2 separate regions of the Homo sapiens genome follow, and region 2 is linked to region 1. Evidence: chromatin loops called from intact Hi-C (ENCODE). Cell type or tissue: Calu3. All regions are shown on one strand.

Region 1 (8,000 bases):
ACTGTCTTCCACAATGGTTGAACTAGTTTATGCTCCCACCAACAGTGTAAAAGCGTTCCTATTTCTCCATATCCTCTCCACCATCTGTTGTTTCCTGACTTTTTAATGATCGCCATTCTAACTAATGTGAAATGGTCTCTCATTGTGGTTTTGATTTGCATTTCTCTGATGACCAGTGATGATGAGCATTTTTTCATGTGTCTGTTGGCTGCATAAATGTCTTCTTTTCAGAAGTGTCTGTTCATATCCTTTGCCCACTTTTTGATGGGGTTGTTTGTTTCTTGTAAGTTTGTTTAAGTTCTTTGTAGATTCTGGATATTAGCCCTTTGCCAGATGGGTAGATTGCAAACATTTTCTCCCATTCTGTAGGTTGCCTGTTCACTGTGATGGTAGTTTCTTTTGCTGTGCAGAAGCTCTTTAGTTTAATTAGATCCCATTTATTAATTTTGGCTTTTGTTGCCATTGCTGTCGGTGTTTTAGTCGTGAAGTCCTTGCCCATGCCTATGTCCTGAATGGTATTGCCTAGGTTTTCTTCTAGGGTTTTTTATGGGTTTAGGTATAACATTTAAGTCTTTAATCCATCTTGAATTAATTTTTGTATAACATGTAAGGAAGGGATCCAGTTTCAGCTTTCTACATATAGCTAGCCAGTTCTCCCAGCACCATTTATTAAATATGGAATCCTTTCCCCATTTCTTGTTTTTGTCAGGTTTGTCAAAGATCAGATGGTTGTAGATGTGTGGTGTTATTTCTGTGGCCTCTGTTCTGTTCCATTGGTCTATATCTCTGTTTTGGTACCAGTACCATGCTGTTTTGGTTACTGTAGCCTTGTAGTATAATTTGAAGTCAGCTAGTGTGATGCCTCCAGCTTTGTTCTTTTGGCTTAGGATTGACTTGGCAATGTGGGCTCTCTTTTGGTTCCATATGAACTTTAAAGTAGTTTTTTCCAATTCTGTGAAGAAAATCATTGGTAGCTTGATGGGGATGGCATTGAATCTATAAATTACCTTGGGCAGTATGGCCATTTTCACGATATTGATTCTTCCTATCCATGAGTATGGAATATTCTTCCATTTCTTTGTGTCCTCTTTTATTTCATTGAGCAGTAGTTTATAGTTCTCCTTGAAGAGGTCCTTCACATCCCTTGTAAGTTGTATTCCTAGGTATTTTATTCCCTTTGTAGCAATTGTGAATGGGAGTTCACTCATGATTTGGCTCTCTGTTTGTCTATTATTGGTGTATAGGAATGCTTGTGATTTTCGCATATTGATTTTGTGTCCTGAGACTTTGCTGAAGTTGCTTATCAGCTTAAGGAGATTTTGGGCTGAGACGATGGGGTTTTCTAAATATACAATTGTGTCATCTGCAAACAGGGACAATTTGACTTCCTCTTTTCCGATTTGAATACCCTTTATTTCATTCTCTTGCCTGATTGCCCTGGCCAGAACTTCCAACACTATGTTGAATAGGAGTGGTGAGAGAGGGCATCCCTGTATTGTGCCAGTTTTCAAAGGGAATGCTTCCAGTTTTTGCCCATTCAGTATGATATTGGCTGTGGGTTTGTCATAAATAGCTCTTATTTTGAGGGTTTTGACCCCTTGTGCTTCCCGGGTAAGGCAATGCCTGGCCTCGCTTCGGCTCGCCCTCCGTGGGCTGCACACACTGTCCAACCAGTCCCAATGAGATGGACCACGTACCTCAGTTGGAAATGCAGAAATCACTTGTCTTCTGCTTCGATCACGCTGGGAGCTGCAGACCAGAGCTGTTCCTATTTGGCCATCTTCTATCATCACCTAGGTTATTAAGCCCAGCATCCATTAGTTGTTTTTCCTGATGCTCTCCCTTCTCCCAACTCCAACTCCATCTATGCCCCTGCAAAATACACGATCTTTTTTTTTATGGCTGCATATTATTCCATGGTGTATATGTACCACATTTTCTTTATTCAGTCTATCATTGATGGGCATTTAGATTGATTCCATATCTTTGCTATTGTTAATAGTGCTGCAATGAACATACTCATGTATGTATCTTTATAATAGAATGATTTATATTCCTTTGGGTAGATACCCAGTAATGGGATTGCTGGGCCAAATAGTACTTCTGCCTCTAGGTCTTTGAGGAATTGCCACACTGTCTTCCACAATGGTTGAACTAATTTACGCTCCCACCAGCAGTGTAAAAGTGTTCCTTTTTTTTCACATTTGTGATTATTAAGTTTTAATTTAGTTCTACTATCACATTATCTGCTTTTTGTTTATTTGCTCTGATTTTTGTTCCTCTGTTTTCCCTTTTTTATTTTCTTGTAGGTTTTTTCAAAATTATATGGTTCCATTTTAATCTGTATATTGTATTTAAAAGTATTTAAAAGTATAATGTGCATATAGTTTTCTTTGTTTTTTTTTTCTCTAGAGGCAGTAACATACCTACTTGACTTTTTGCAATCTACTTAGTCAATATTTTACCACTTCAACTGGAATATAAAAATCTTACTACCATGTAGGTCCTTTACTCTATCATCTTTATCTTACAGTTTTCTTATATGTTACATCTACATACATCTTATATGTTACATCTACATGCAATGATTTAAATTTAAATTGTCAAACATAGTCTAAAGAAATCAAGATGAGAAAATTAGTGTGTTGTATTTACTGACATATTTATCATCTTGGTTGCTGTTCCTTCATTCCTGTTTTCAAAAATTTCTTCTAGTATTATTTCCTTTCTGTCTGATAAAATTCCTCTGGAAATCCTTTATAGGAGGTCTGTTGGCTAGAACTCTAAATTTTTCTTTATCTTAGAATAACTTTATTTCACTTTCATTTCTTAAGGATATTGTCACTGAGTATAGCATTTTGAAATAAGGGACCTTTCCATTATTTAGAAAATGTGCCACTTTCTTCATGTGGGGCTTCTATGGTTTCTGATGAGTAATCTGCAGTAATTTAAATTACTGTTCCCTGTTAGGAAATGATTGCCCCACCCTCTTGGAGCCACAGCTCCACCAACTGGGTAAGAAGATTCCTTACCCTCAGGAGTTTGGCTGCTGCAAGCTTCTGTTACTGCTGAGTGCTGCTACCACTATGGTATTGCTTGGATCCTGGGGCAAAGGAGAACAGAGAAAAGAAACCAAAAAAATCGATGAATTATCACATTCCCTATGAGAATTAAATGCTCACTTTCTCACTCTCTAAGATAGAACTAGAAGGTTTTTCCTGGAGCTTCCTATATCTGTTCCCTAGTACCCAATTCTAGTGAATTGAATTTAACCAAGAGGGCACTTGAGGACAAAAAATGCTAACCTCACTGCCAGTTCAGTGGTATCTTGAATTCTGGCCTCCTACTCCAAATTTGCCTGCTTCTATTTACTTTTCTAAGACCTCAAATATCTGCTCCATGCATCTTGTCCAAATTTATTGCTGTACTCAGTGGAAGAAAGAAGATGGAGTGTGCTTACTCCATCTCACTCAGAACTACAGCTAGGGCATTTTTATGGTAATTAATTTTGTTCTTATTCGATTCAGAGAGCTTTTGTTCAACTCCTGTAAAGTGACTATTTGCATTCTGATTCTATATGCACTGCTATTGTGATTTTATATTCAAAGGAAACTTTATTCTCTAAGTTACCATTGGATACCTTACTGATTCTACATGTAACAACTACCATATTTAGCAAAATTTATTCTGTGTTTTCTAACAATTTTCTAATGCACTGTGGCAAATGTTAGCTTATATATTCCAACAATTTTGTCATGCATTTTATATTCTGTATCTGTATTTCCAAAGTTAAAATGAAATGGCTTGCATAAGTTGGTTTAGAAAATATGCATTTAATGGATGGAATGATGGATGGATGAGTGGGGGTACAGTTCAATAGAAGAATAAATATACACACTGCTTTCTAAAGGGAGCAATGTTTGGCCTTTTTCTACTCAAGGGTAGATGAGTCATGTGAATGGAGACTTTTATTCACTTCCTCAGTCTTACAAGGATCCTAAGTCTGATATTCTGTAGGGAAAAAGATGCCCCGAAGATAATCTTGTAGCTTTTAAAAAAATCTGAATAATGAATACTAGAAAAGCTAGTTGTTTGCTTTTCTGGGCCTATTATTCTCCACACCCCTAAATTATTCTGCAACGTACAAAACTAAACACTTTGTGGTAGAGACTCAACTGTTAAGGTAATAACTCAGAGGTGGAATAAGTTAGATATTTAGGAAGGCCTGGATATTCACTTGGCCATGAGGAGACAATTTGGGGCATTATAGCAGAGTGGGCTTCTGGAGGAATTTCCTCTAATCCCTTATTTCTTGTAGGCAGCATTGGAGTATGCCACACTTTTTACTAAAATGTTGAGGTTTGGGGAAAGGATAAGATGTAATCTAATAGGCATTTATCTTTAAATCCTTCCTACTCTTAGCATATCTCTGAGGAACAGCAACAGTTCTACAGTTTAATGTGACAGATGGTTGGGAGCAAAGTTAAAGAATTTAGAGAATTATTTATTGCTTTGAAACACCGAATTACAAATCAACCAAAAGGTCTCCTAGAAACTTGATAGAACTGTTGGGTCACCCAAAATGTGATTTGTGCCCAGAAGTTTCAGAATCAGAGAGAGCAGTTTCCTGTTTACTAGGTAAATGTCTCTGGAAAAGTTAACTAAAAAATCCAAGTCTCAATTGCTGTATTGTGAAATGAAAATAATAATGTTAACTTTTTGTTTTTTTTTCTTTTTTTGAGACAGAGTCTCCCTCTGTTGCCCAGGCTGAAGTGCAGTGGTGCGATCTTGGCTCATGGCAATCTCCGTCTCCAGGGCTCAAGCAATCCTCCCACCTCAGCCTCCAAAATAGCTGAGACTACAGACATGCACCTCCATGCCCGGTTAACTTCTATATTTTTTAATAGAGATGGAGTTTCACCTTGCTAGCCAGTCTGGTCTCAAACTCCCAGCCTCAAGTGATGCACACACCTCGGACTCCCAAATTGCTGGGATTACAGGTGTGAGCCATGGTGTCTGGCCAATAATACTGTTAACTTTGTCAGCTGATATAAAAACTAAATGACAAAATGGTTGGAAGTGCTGTATTAGTTTTATATGCTAGCTGTGAGAATTTGCCACAAATTTTTGGCCTAAAACACCATAATATTTATTATCTTACAGTTCTTAAGAGCAGGAGTTTGATGTGGATCTTACAGGGTGAGATCGAGGTTTTGGCACAGTGCTTTCCTTCTGGGGGGCTTTAGGGAAGAATTCATGTTTTGCCTTCTCCAGCTTCTATAAACCACCCATCTTCATTTTCTCATGGCCTTCTTCTTCCATCTTCAAGTTGAACAGTTTAAGACCGAGTCCTGCTCATGAGAGGAGCTCTTCAGTTCTCTTGTTAAGAGTTCTCTTTCCATTTTAAGAACACTCAGGATTACATTAGACACATCTCGATAATTCAGGCTAGTCTAGCTCCTTGAAAGTTACTGGGCATGGTGGCTCACGCCTGTTATCCCAGCGCCTTCGGAGGCCAAGGCGGGAGGATCACCTGAGGTCAGGAGTTTGAGACCAGCCTGGCCAATATGGCGAAACCCTGTCTCTACTAAAAATACAAAAAAAAAAATTTAGCCAGGCATGATGGCACATGCCTATAATCCCAGCTGCTTGGGAGACTGGGAGAGGACAATCACTTGAACCCAGGAGACAGAAGTTGCAGTGAGCTGAGATCGTGCCACTGCACTCCAGCCTGGGTGACATAGCAAGACTGCATCTTGAAAAAAAAAAAAAAAAAAAAAAGTTACCTGATTAGCAACCCTAATTTCATCTGCAACTGTAATTCTTCTTTGCCAGGTATCCTAATATATTCACATGTTCTGGGAATTAGAATGTGAAGATTTTTGGGTAGGGGAGCATTATTTTGCCTATTTGAAGTGCTAATTATTATTGGCAGGTTCTTCGGTTTCTATTTTTAGTCTGTGGAAACAACAATAGTATCAATTTCAATTTCATAGTGTATTTGTGATAATTAAATAAACTAGTGGACATAAAACATCAAAGAGATCTTTTAGTAAATGATAGCTATTACTTAGTAGTTAGAGTCTAGTTTTTCACACTAGTAAAATAATAATTGATATATTAAGAAATTTAATATTGTGAAAATTAGAGAGAATATGTGTATAGTTCCTAACACTTCTTGGTTGTACAAACTCAGTTTAGTTACTTAACATTTTTGGTCCTTATATTTCTCATCTGTAGAATATGCTCAATAATTGCATAGCCCTCGTAGAATTTTTGAAAAGATAAAATTTAAAAATGGACATAGAGCTTTTAGCATGTTACCTGATACCTAATAAGTGCTCAATAGCAAGTTAGTCATTATTATAATTTGTAATAATAACACAAATTTTTATTATTAATTTTTGAGACAGGGTCTCGTTCTGTTACCCAGGCTGTAGTGTATCGGCTTGATCATGACTTACTGCAGCCTCTACCTCCCAGGCTCAAGTGATCCTCCTCCCTCAGCCTCCCCAGTAGCTGGGACTATAGGCATGTGCCAATACACCTGGCTACTTTACATATTTATTTTTTGTAGAAACGGAGTCTCACTTTATTGCCCAGGCTATAATAATACAAAGCATTAATCATCTCTACATGTTCTATGATCTATAGCTCTTTCTACAATAACTTCCTCTTAAAAGATTTCTCAATTTTCTTGGCATAATCAATGTTCTATGAGAGAACTGGGAAAGTGTTTGTCATGGACAGATGGATTCAGTCTCTCCAGCCAAACCAGATTACTCCCCACATGCAGAATCTCTCCCTTTTCCAGAGGCCTATTGAGGTTGAGTCAAAAGCAAAGATAAATGGGCATTCTTAGGCTGACCATAAGCCAAGAGAAGAGAGGACATATCCTTGCCAAATTCATGTGTACTAGAAGTGACGCACAGCCAGATGGTGCAAGCCATGGAGTTCTAACAATCTACAGAATGTCTTGAGAAGCATCTGGTTATTTAAAGATTTCTGAAGCCATTCTTATTCATCAGCCTCTTTCACTGGCCTGAGGTTATTATTTGAGACGCTATCATTCGGGGGAACTTTTCTTAACAAAGAGTGTACATTTATCCATCTGTTCATAAATTATCTATTAAAATACAACCTGAGTCCAAGCTTTTTATAATGGGATGGGATCTGACCCTTCTTCCCTTCTTTGCTTTTTTCCACTGAGTGACATTTTATGTGCACCAAGGCCAGGAAATGTATTGTTTTTTTCAAATACACATGCTATCTTCTGAGGCCTTTTTGTTTGTATATATCTTCTATTCCTTCTACCAAGAATGCTCTTAGCCTCCTTATCCACTTAGAAAACCTGTATTGACCATTCAACAGCTGTCTCAGATACTACTTCCCTCTCCACATCTCTTTGCCAATTGTCCATCTCTCCATTTCTAAGCTACCTTCAGGCCTTGTATTGGTCCTTTCCTTCCACTTAGAATATACCATTATGACTTGTTTCTTTACTATCTTGTCCACCAACTACATAGTGATCTACTTGAGGCAGAAAACATGTCTTTTCTATCTCCATGTCCCATATAGCAGCACAGAACCTAGTACACTGCTGAAAGTATGGCAAATTTTTGACAAAGGAAGCAGTGAACTCAAGAATATTTGAGCTCCAAGAATCATTGGCTTAAAAAAATAATTTATGAAAAGGATATGGAAGTATTAATGAAACTAAAGATTGGAAAGGGAAGCTGGGGCTCAAATGAGCAGTTGTCAGTTTCATGACTGATTCTCTCCATCTCTCACTGTTAAAAATTCCTTGGTTTCTGTGACACTGGACACATCTATTTCCTTTTTTCCTCTCTTCAGCCTGCTGTCTTTGCATCTCAAGCAAAAGAGGCAAGAAGATAGGTACCCCAAAATGACCACCTTAGTCTCCTCTGTATTATGGTTCTCTAGAGGTACAGAACTAATAAGATATAAATATATGAGTTTATTAAGTATTAACTCACATA
Region 2 (8,000 bases), 390 kb before region 1:
TTGCATCACTTAAAAAATGTTGTTCCACTTCCCCTTAACTACCATGTTTCCTTATATAAAATATACAGTATTCAAATCAGAATTCTCCATTTGTATTGAGTTTCTGGGTGCATTCAAAAATTTTTTCTTTGTTTTTTAATTTCAGAAGTTTTAGAGTGTAGATTTTTTGTAGCTTCTTCTCCTTAGAGTTTCCTGAGCCTCCTCAGGCATCTTTAAGATTTTATCTTTCGCCAAATTAAGGAAGTTTCTGGCTATTTTTCTTTAGATATTTTTTCTCATACTTTCTTCCTCCTTCTGTGGTTCAGATGACACCAATATTAGGCTTTTTGACATTGTTTCACAGGACTCAGAGGCTCTGTTCATTTTATTTTTAAGTCTCTTTTTACTCTCTTCTTTGAAATAGTTAATTTCTCATGATCGGTATTCAAGTCATCTGCCTCTTTTCCTCTGTTATCTCCATTATCCTATTTAGTCCATCCAGTGAATTTTCTCTTTGGACTGTCACATTGTCCAGTTCTAAAATTTCCATTTTTCATCTTCATATATTCTTTCTCTTTGCTGAGACCTTCTATTTTTCTATTCATTATGAGTCTTTTCATTTGCCTGTTAGAGCATGGTTATAATATCTCTTTAATGTCTTTATCTGATAAATACAACATTCCTGTCATTTTGATTGTGATATTTTTAATTGTCTTTTTCTTTAAGAGTTAAGAGACGATCACACTGGTTTCTCATATGCCAAATAATTTTAAATTATATCCTGGGCATTTTGAGAATATGTTATGAGACTCTGATTATGTCTTAAATCATAAGAAAAAGGTTGATTTTCTTCTTATATTAAGCAATCAACCTATTCAGGCTTATGGAACAAACTCTGATCTGCCTTCTTTGGATTGTGACTCCAATGTCTGCACCATTTCTTTAAGTGTTTTCAATGCTATTTGGATCAGTCTGTGTGTGCATTTCCAAGTAGCAATTTTTGGCCTGGGTGATGGTCTTTATTGTAGCTTAGTTTTCAAAGCCTTATTATACCATCTGTGGTCAGATGTTTACATGCTCAGTTCAGGGTATAGTCCAGCAGTACATACGCAACTTCGTGGTATTCATCTCTCTCTCTTCTCACATTCACTGTCATTCTAACTCTTTCTTCAGCTCCCTCATTTTTGCAATCTCCATAATACTTCTCAATTTCCTGAAGCCTCTTTTCCACATCCTCTGGTGAAAAAGCCCAGGCTTTAGTTTACCTGTTCTTCTATGTACTTCTCATAACTGAGTTTGCATTTTGAGCCAAATAGCAGGAGGACAGCAAGAAGTCAAAGCAACAGGGATCTCCCTTCTGTTCTTAGGATCATGACTCTTCTGTTAAAAAAAAAAAAAAAAAAAAAAGTTAGACTGGGTGCTGTCAATACTGTCACATTGGGGATTAAGTTTAAACATGAATTTCAAAGGGAACAAACATTCAAACCATGAGATCACTTTATTTGCATTTTTCCTTCAATTCCCTTTTCAATCCTATGAAATGTAGGCATCACTATTTCCAATAATAATCAGAGACATGGCTGGGCATGGTGGCTAACACCTGTAATCCCAGCACTTTTGGAAGTACAGTTGAGAGGATTGCTTGAGCCAAGGAGTTCAAGACCAGCCTGGGCAACATAGTAAGTCCTGATCTCTATAAAATAAACATAAGAAAATTAAAAAAAAAGGAAAAAGAAATGTTCCCTCTCCTACTTTTAGGTGTCTGTTGAACTACCATTATTAATGCTTCAGCTATAGAATTCTCTCAGGGCTAGAGTACAGGAGATAATGGAAAAAAGAAAGAAAAATAGCCACCAAGATTTCTCCCACTCTCTGTTTGAGAAGTCCCGTTTCCTATTTCATGAAGCTCCTGGAGCTCTTTCTGCCTTCATCCAGCCTGCAATTTTATGCTGCCTTTGTTTCTAGGCCAGGAAATACAGGAGAGGGGAAAAATGGCAATTTCACCACCAGTTTAGTGATACCTTGAATTACCATCTTTTTTTCCAATCTACCTCCTACCATTTATTCTTTACAGTCCTCAGATATCTGTACTTAGTCTTGCATTAAGTGAGAGAGACCCTGTTCAGGAACCTCCATATTTTGGCCTGCTAAAAAAAAACAGAATTTAAAAAGGTGACCAGAGAAGAGTGAGTGATGGAAATTGAAGGAAGGGAGTGCAGTTGGGGATCATAGACAGGAGCAAGATCATAAATAGAGGGTGTTTGGATTTCATTCTAATAACAAGAAATTTCTAAAGAATTTAATCAGGACATAGATATAATATGTATATTACAAAAAGATCACTTGTACTGCTGTATGGAGAATGAATCGTAGGAATTTAAGATGTATGTTGGTGGTTTAAACATTGAATACAAGTTGCATAGAGAAAAAGCATTTTCAAGGTGGGGCACAATAATTTGTCAATGGATTACATATGGGGAAAGAGGAAAGCAAAGCGATAAGGATGGTGCTGACATTTTTACCTTCAACAACTGGACAGGCAACAGTGACATTTACTGATATGAAAAAGATGGGGAAAAAGCAAGAATTAGAGCTGAATGTAGAGGGGTTTTTGATCCTTTGGATGTGCTACGTTTGATACACCAATTATGCACCCAATTGGAGATGTCAACTAGGCAGTTCGAGTCATTCTATTCCATTATCGTGAGTGCTACTGATGGTGAACTATGTTGGATATATTTGGCATAGGTTAAACAAACAAACAAACAAACAGAACATATAAAAGAGCATGCATAAAACACTCAAATATATTTCTCTATTTCTCACAAATACTCATGATGGGTCAGTAGTGCCATGTTACTATAAGCAGAAATCATCCTATATTTTCCTGGAAGCTTATCAGACTCACATTTGTTGGTGATGGGTTGCTTGGAGGTAATTTCATAAGAAGCCTAAAGTTCTTAAATTTTATTTTTATTTTATTTATTTATTTTTTGAGACAGAGTCTTGCTCAGATGCCGAGGCTGGAGTGCAGTGGCACCATCTCAGCTCACTGCAAGCTCCACCTCCCAGGGTTCACGCCATTCTCCTGCCTCAGGCTCCCGAGTAGCTGGGACTACAGGCGCCCGCCACCACACCTGGCTAATTTTTATTTTTTATTTTTTAGTAGAGATGGGTTTTCACCGTGTTAGCCAGGATGGTCTCGATCTCCTGATCTTGTGATCTGCCCGCCTCGGCCTCCCAAAGTGCTGGGATTACAGGCATGAGCCACCACGCCTGGCCTAAAGTGCTTAGATTTTATTATATTACTTATAGCTGTAAACCAATATTTGTTTTTGGTCTCTTTTATAATCAAAGTACAATATGATGCACTACTTCTCAATGTCTGAGTTATTTGAAACAGAAAAAGATCTTCCGGTACTTTTAACAGTTCACATTGTTCTTTCTCAGGCCTTGTCACTTTGATGCCTCTCTGCCTGTGTGTGATTAACAGATGATTCCTTATCCTTCATTTAGTCTTCTGGTCTCTAATGAGTAACTATTATTCAGAACACCGCTTAATGAAAAAAGACTTACTGCTTTCTGGATCTTTTTTATTGTCTAAGGTTTAGAACTTGAGGACCACCTGGATTCCTACTTGCTAACAAATCATGACATTCTTTCAACTCCTCATTACATCTGAATTATTAGCCTAAATCAGGAAATGTGCACACACAAATGCACACACACAAACATATACACTGTACAAATATATGTGCATACACACATATTCCCTGTGGTGAGCAAGATAGGATGGCCCTATACTTTTGACATTCTATCCGGATCTCTCAGGAGGAGGGATGTAACAGGAGCCATGTTCCTCCAGAAATAAGACAGTGAGACAGAATGGCATCTAATTAAAATGTTTATGGCATTTCCCATGAGATATAAGCCACTGACATTTTCCAGACTGCAAGCCAAGAAATGCTTAGGATTATACAGATGTACTTTGCAATCTACAATTGCCATGCAATGAAAACATAGCTTAGACACAGTTCAGGAAATATAGATTGGTTAACCTTTCTTTAGAACTCAGAAATTAAAAGTTAGGTCCTATGAGAATTTATGGTAAGTTGAGCAGCTCATCTCTTCTCAAAGTAAATCAAGAATCCATTTTCTCTTTTCCATAAGTCATCTTCCTCTAGAGTAGTTTCTCTCATCTGTATCTGAGGCTGCCAAAACCGCAGCTGCTTCATTATATCTCCTACTCCCAACTGCTGTACTCTTCCTGCTAATTCTCACAGTTTGGCAGTCCTACACTATCATATTTCCAAGAGGTGAACGATGATGCTGACCTCAGCTCTCTTAACCTCAGCTCTCTGTCCATTCCTCAGTTTCTCATAATATCAGTCATTCATGCCTTTGAATAAATGTTTATCGAGCAACTAACTACCCTGTTCCAGGCACCCTTAGAATGATGAGATGTGTCAGTAATCAAAGTAGACATAACTTCTGTTCTCCTGCAGCTTACATTCTGAGGGGGAGAAGGAACAAATAATTAACAAGAAATAAGCAAAGAACATTATTTTCTGTGGTGGTGAATACCATGAAGAAAATAAAACAAGCTAGGGGAAAAGATAGTGCTAATGAGAAGAGTAATTTGGTCCTTTACCTTCAATCCTTCAGCATGCAAGTCTTCACTTCCTTCCTTCAAGGATTGGTATTGCCCTAGAATTGATTCTTTCACTCACAGAGGCATTCATGAAGACCCCAAATGCTCAGCTTATTTTTCATAGTTCATTTTTATTAGTCTAAAATAACTGTTTTAGGCTGAAAATGGAGAGCGCACTTTGTCACTCCAAGCTTAATTTCCTATCGGCAATGGATGTAAGTCTTTGCGTTATTATGCAAGGCATCATCAATTCTTGCTTTTTCACTCTCTGAGACCTGAAGATTTTTCGGTACATTTTCTAATAGAGACATCTATCTGTTGCTTCTACTTATATTATTTTTCCAAAAATTCTGCAGAACCTTTGTGAGGAAACTAAGCATTCCTGTACATTGAGCTAGACTTGATTGTTAAGCAAAATTCCTTCCTTTACTAATCACTATAAGTGGAAAGGTGGCAATATATAGTATTCTCCCTTTGTGCAGAGAAGTGGATTGCAGTGGGATGGAAGAGAGGAAATATTTTACTATTTCATTAAAATAAGATAGAATATGCTTTGGAACTAAAGAAAACATTCCATATGAACATTTCTATTAAACTGAGTTTTACCTAGAAAATCCGCAGACATGTTTAGAAGCTAAGTATGAATTTGGATAAAGCATCAATATAAGAAAGCATTCTTAACTATTAATAAACCTCCAAAGACTGTATGCTAAAGATAGCTTTTAAGTGGCTGTTAACTTTAATCAGGAATATTTTCTAAAACTGCTTATATTTATTTACACCTTCTCTCCAAAAGGACTCATAGAAAACATCTTTTGGGTTTTTTTTATTTTTTTTTAAACTTGTGATAGTCACCACTCAGCTAATGTCCAACAGGCATTCTATTGGCCTTTCCATATGTCCAATGCATAGCAATATATATGCCTAAAAGCAGAATATAATTGGGATCACCTTGGCATACACACTTTCGCAATAGACCTAAGCAGAAAGCTATATAAGACATACTGCTTCTCGGCCGGGCGCAGTGGCTCACGCCTGTAATCCCAACACTTTAGGAGGCCGAGGCGGGTGGATCACGGTGTCAGGAGATCGAGACCATCCTGGCTAACACGGTGAAACCCCGTCTCTACTAAAAATAAAAAAAAAAAAACTAAAAAAAAAAAAAAAAAAAATTACCCAGTGTGGTGGCAGGCGCCTGTAGTCCCAGCTGCAGTCGGTGTGGTAGCAGAGCTACAGCTGGGCATGGTGGCAGGCGCCTCCGTCCAGACTAAGGCAGGAGAATGGCGTGAACCCGGGAGGCGGAGCTTGCAGGGGGCCGAGATCACGCCGCTGCACTCCAGCCTGGGCGACAGAGTGAGACTCCGTCTCAAAAAAGAACAAAAAACACAACAAACAAAAAACCCACCATACTTCTTCTTAGGTATCAGTAGCAGGGTTTGAGAGGTCATGATAGATGATAGATCTCTATTTTATATTGCAATGGAATATATTAGCCACATGGCAAAAGGGGTTACATATGCAGTCTAGATTCAAGAATACCAAACTATATGAGGTTTGAAAACAATTTCAGAGCAATGGAATTCCATTCGTCTAATTTTATTTTTTCTTTTAAATTCAAAACACATTCATTGACATAACGTAGGAATTGTAGATAAGCAATTTTAAAAAGACTTAGCATTGTTAAAACCTTAGGACATTTTTCAAAAGCCTCTTTTTTATAGAAATTGTGATTTTGTATTTTTCTAGTAGTCTGATCTCTTTTCCCTTATACCTGGCACTGTGCAAGATTCAATGGTGAGCAAAAATTATTTAGTTTCTGCTCTCAGATTCTAGAAAATATTGTAAGTATCTTTCCATGTTGATACATATTCATTATCACATGAATACCTAAGTCTATACTTTATGTATTATTTAACCTTGTCCCATGCAGACATTTCATTTTTCTCTACCTTTTTTCATTATTCACAATAATTCTCCTGTGGAAATCCTGGAAGCAAATGTCTCTTTCCTCCCACCCAGTTCAATTTGACTTCCTACCTTCTCCTCTAATTTAGTGCCAGCTGTTGATCTGATTGTATCATGTGCACTGCTGTAGAAATGTGCACTATTGTAAGAAGTGCTTTGTATGCAAACCAAAAGAATTGTGTAATTCAAAGTCTGTAGTGGTTTTTGATGCCATCATATTCAGCCAGCAATACTTTAAAAGCCAATTCAGGTGGCACGCAGTGGCTCATGCCTGTAATCCCATCACTTTGGGAGGCTGAGACAGGCAGATCACTTGAGGCCAGAAGTTCGAGACCAGCTTGGCCAACATGGTGAAACCTCATCTCTGATAAAAATATGAAAATTAGCCATGCCTGGTGGTGCAAGCTTGTAATCCCAGCTACTCAGGACTCTGAGGCATGAGAATAAGTTGAACCCAGTAGGTGGCGTTCTCAGTGAGCCGAGATCATGCCACTGTACTCCAGGCTGGACAAAAGAACAAGACTCCATCTGAAAATAAATAAATTAATTAAATAAATAAAAGCCAATTCAGGGAAAATCAACTTTCCAGATACTGAATTTATGGAATGACTTAATTTTAAACACCTAGCACTTCCTCATTTCTGGACATTTTATATAAATGAATGAGCTTTCCCTTAAACATAGATTATTTTTCTTTAGCTTGAATACTTACACTTTCTGAGAATTGATCATTTGACAAATTGACTTCAGACATATTGCTTACCCTCCCCCAATGAAACATTGCTGAAAAAATGGCTTGTACTTGGAGGAGTGCAGGTAGTAATACTTACTTATCCAACGTCATACTACCATCCCTTTCTGTAGCCTCACAAGGATTTATATACATGAATCAAAGCAATAAGCTCACAGAGCTCATCTTCCTTTCTCATAGTATCAAGGTTTACCCTGATAGGTGGAAGAAGGAAGTGATAAATATAACAATATCTAATCTCATGTCCATGAATAAAGAGGGCTTCCTAAGTTTGATTTATAAATGATCATTAGACCTGGCACTTATAGCCTATATGATTTTTCAAAGAGATCAGTTTTGCCTGCAAAGCATGAATGCAATAAGCTGAGTCATCATCTCCAATGTTTCACCCAATTGCTGAATTCAAGGATAGGTAGTAGAAATGGTCTTCAGAAAGTTTTCTCATTCTAAAACACTTAGATCTGCAGTCACAGCTGGACTTCATACGGTTTCAAAGCCACACAGCTGCTTAAGAAACCCCATGACTCTGCCTTGATAAATAGTGGTTCCTTGAAAGTTTGAAAAGCCAGAAATGAAATCCTAATTTCAGATAATAGAAATATAAATCAGAATCTCTTCTGTGCTTTGCATTTGCATGGAAGGTGATGGTAAATT

What was found. Peaks named below come from ENCODE experiments on the same cell type or tissue, not always from the same donor. Only the 100,000 strongest peaks of a DNase experiment are listed, where the experiment ranks them.
Region 2: a loop joins it to region 1, with 2.6 times the contacts of the local background. A loop is called at or near these places in 4 of 110 quality-filtered maps.

What each region holds. Positions count from the first base shown.
Region 1 is chr5:165,613,737-165,621,736 of GRCh38, forward strand. No RefSeq gene overlaps it. Among named protein-coding and RNA genes, the nearest start is that of LINC01938, 370 kb to the left of the region's middle. In Calu3, no CTCF peak of the experiment used is centred here; a DNase peak (open chromatin) is centred at 3,005.
Region 2 is chr5:165,220,662-165,228,661 of GRCh38, forward strand. LINC01938 (long intergenic non-protein coding RNA 1938) reads right to left here. Exons shown (of 5, transcript NR_183276.1): 5 at 1-1,359. Among named protein-coding and RNA genes, the nearest start is that of LINC01938, 19 kb to the right of the region's middle. In Calu3, no CTCF peak of the experiment used is centred here; no DNase peak of the experiment used is centred here.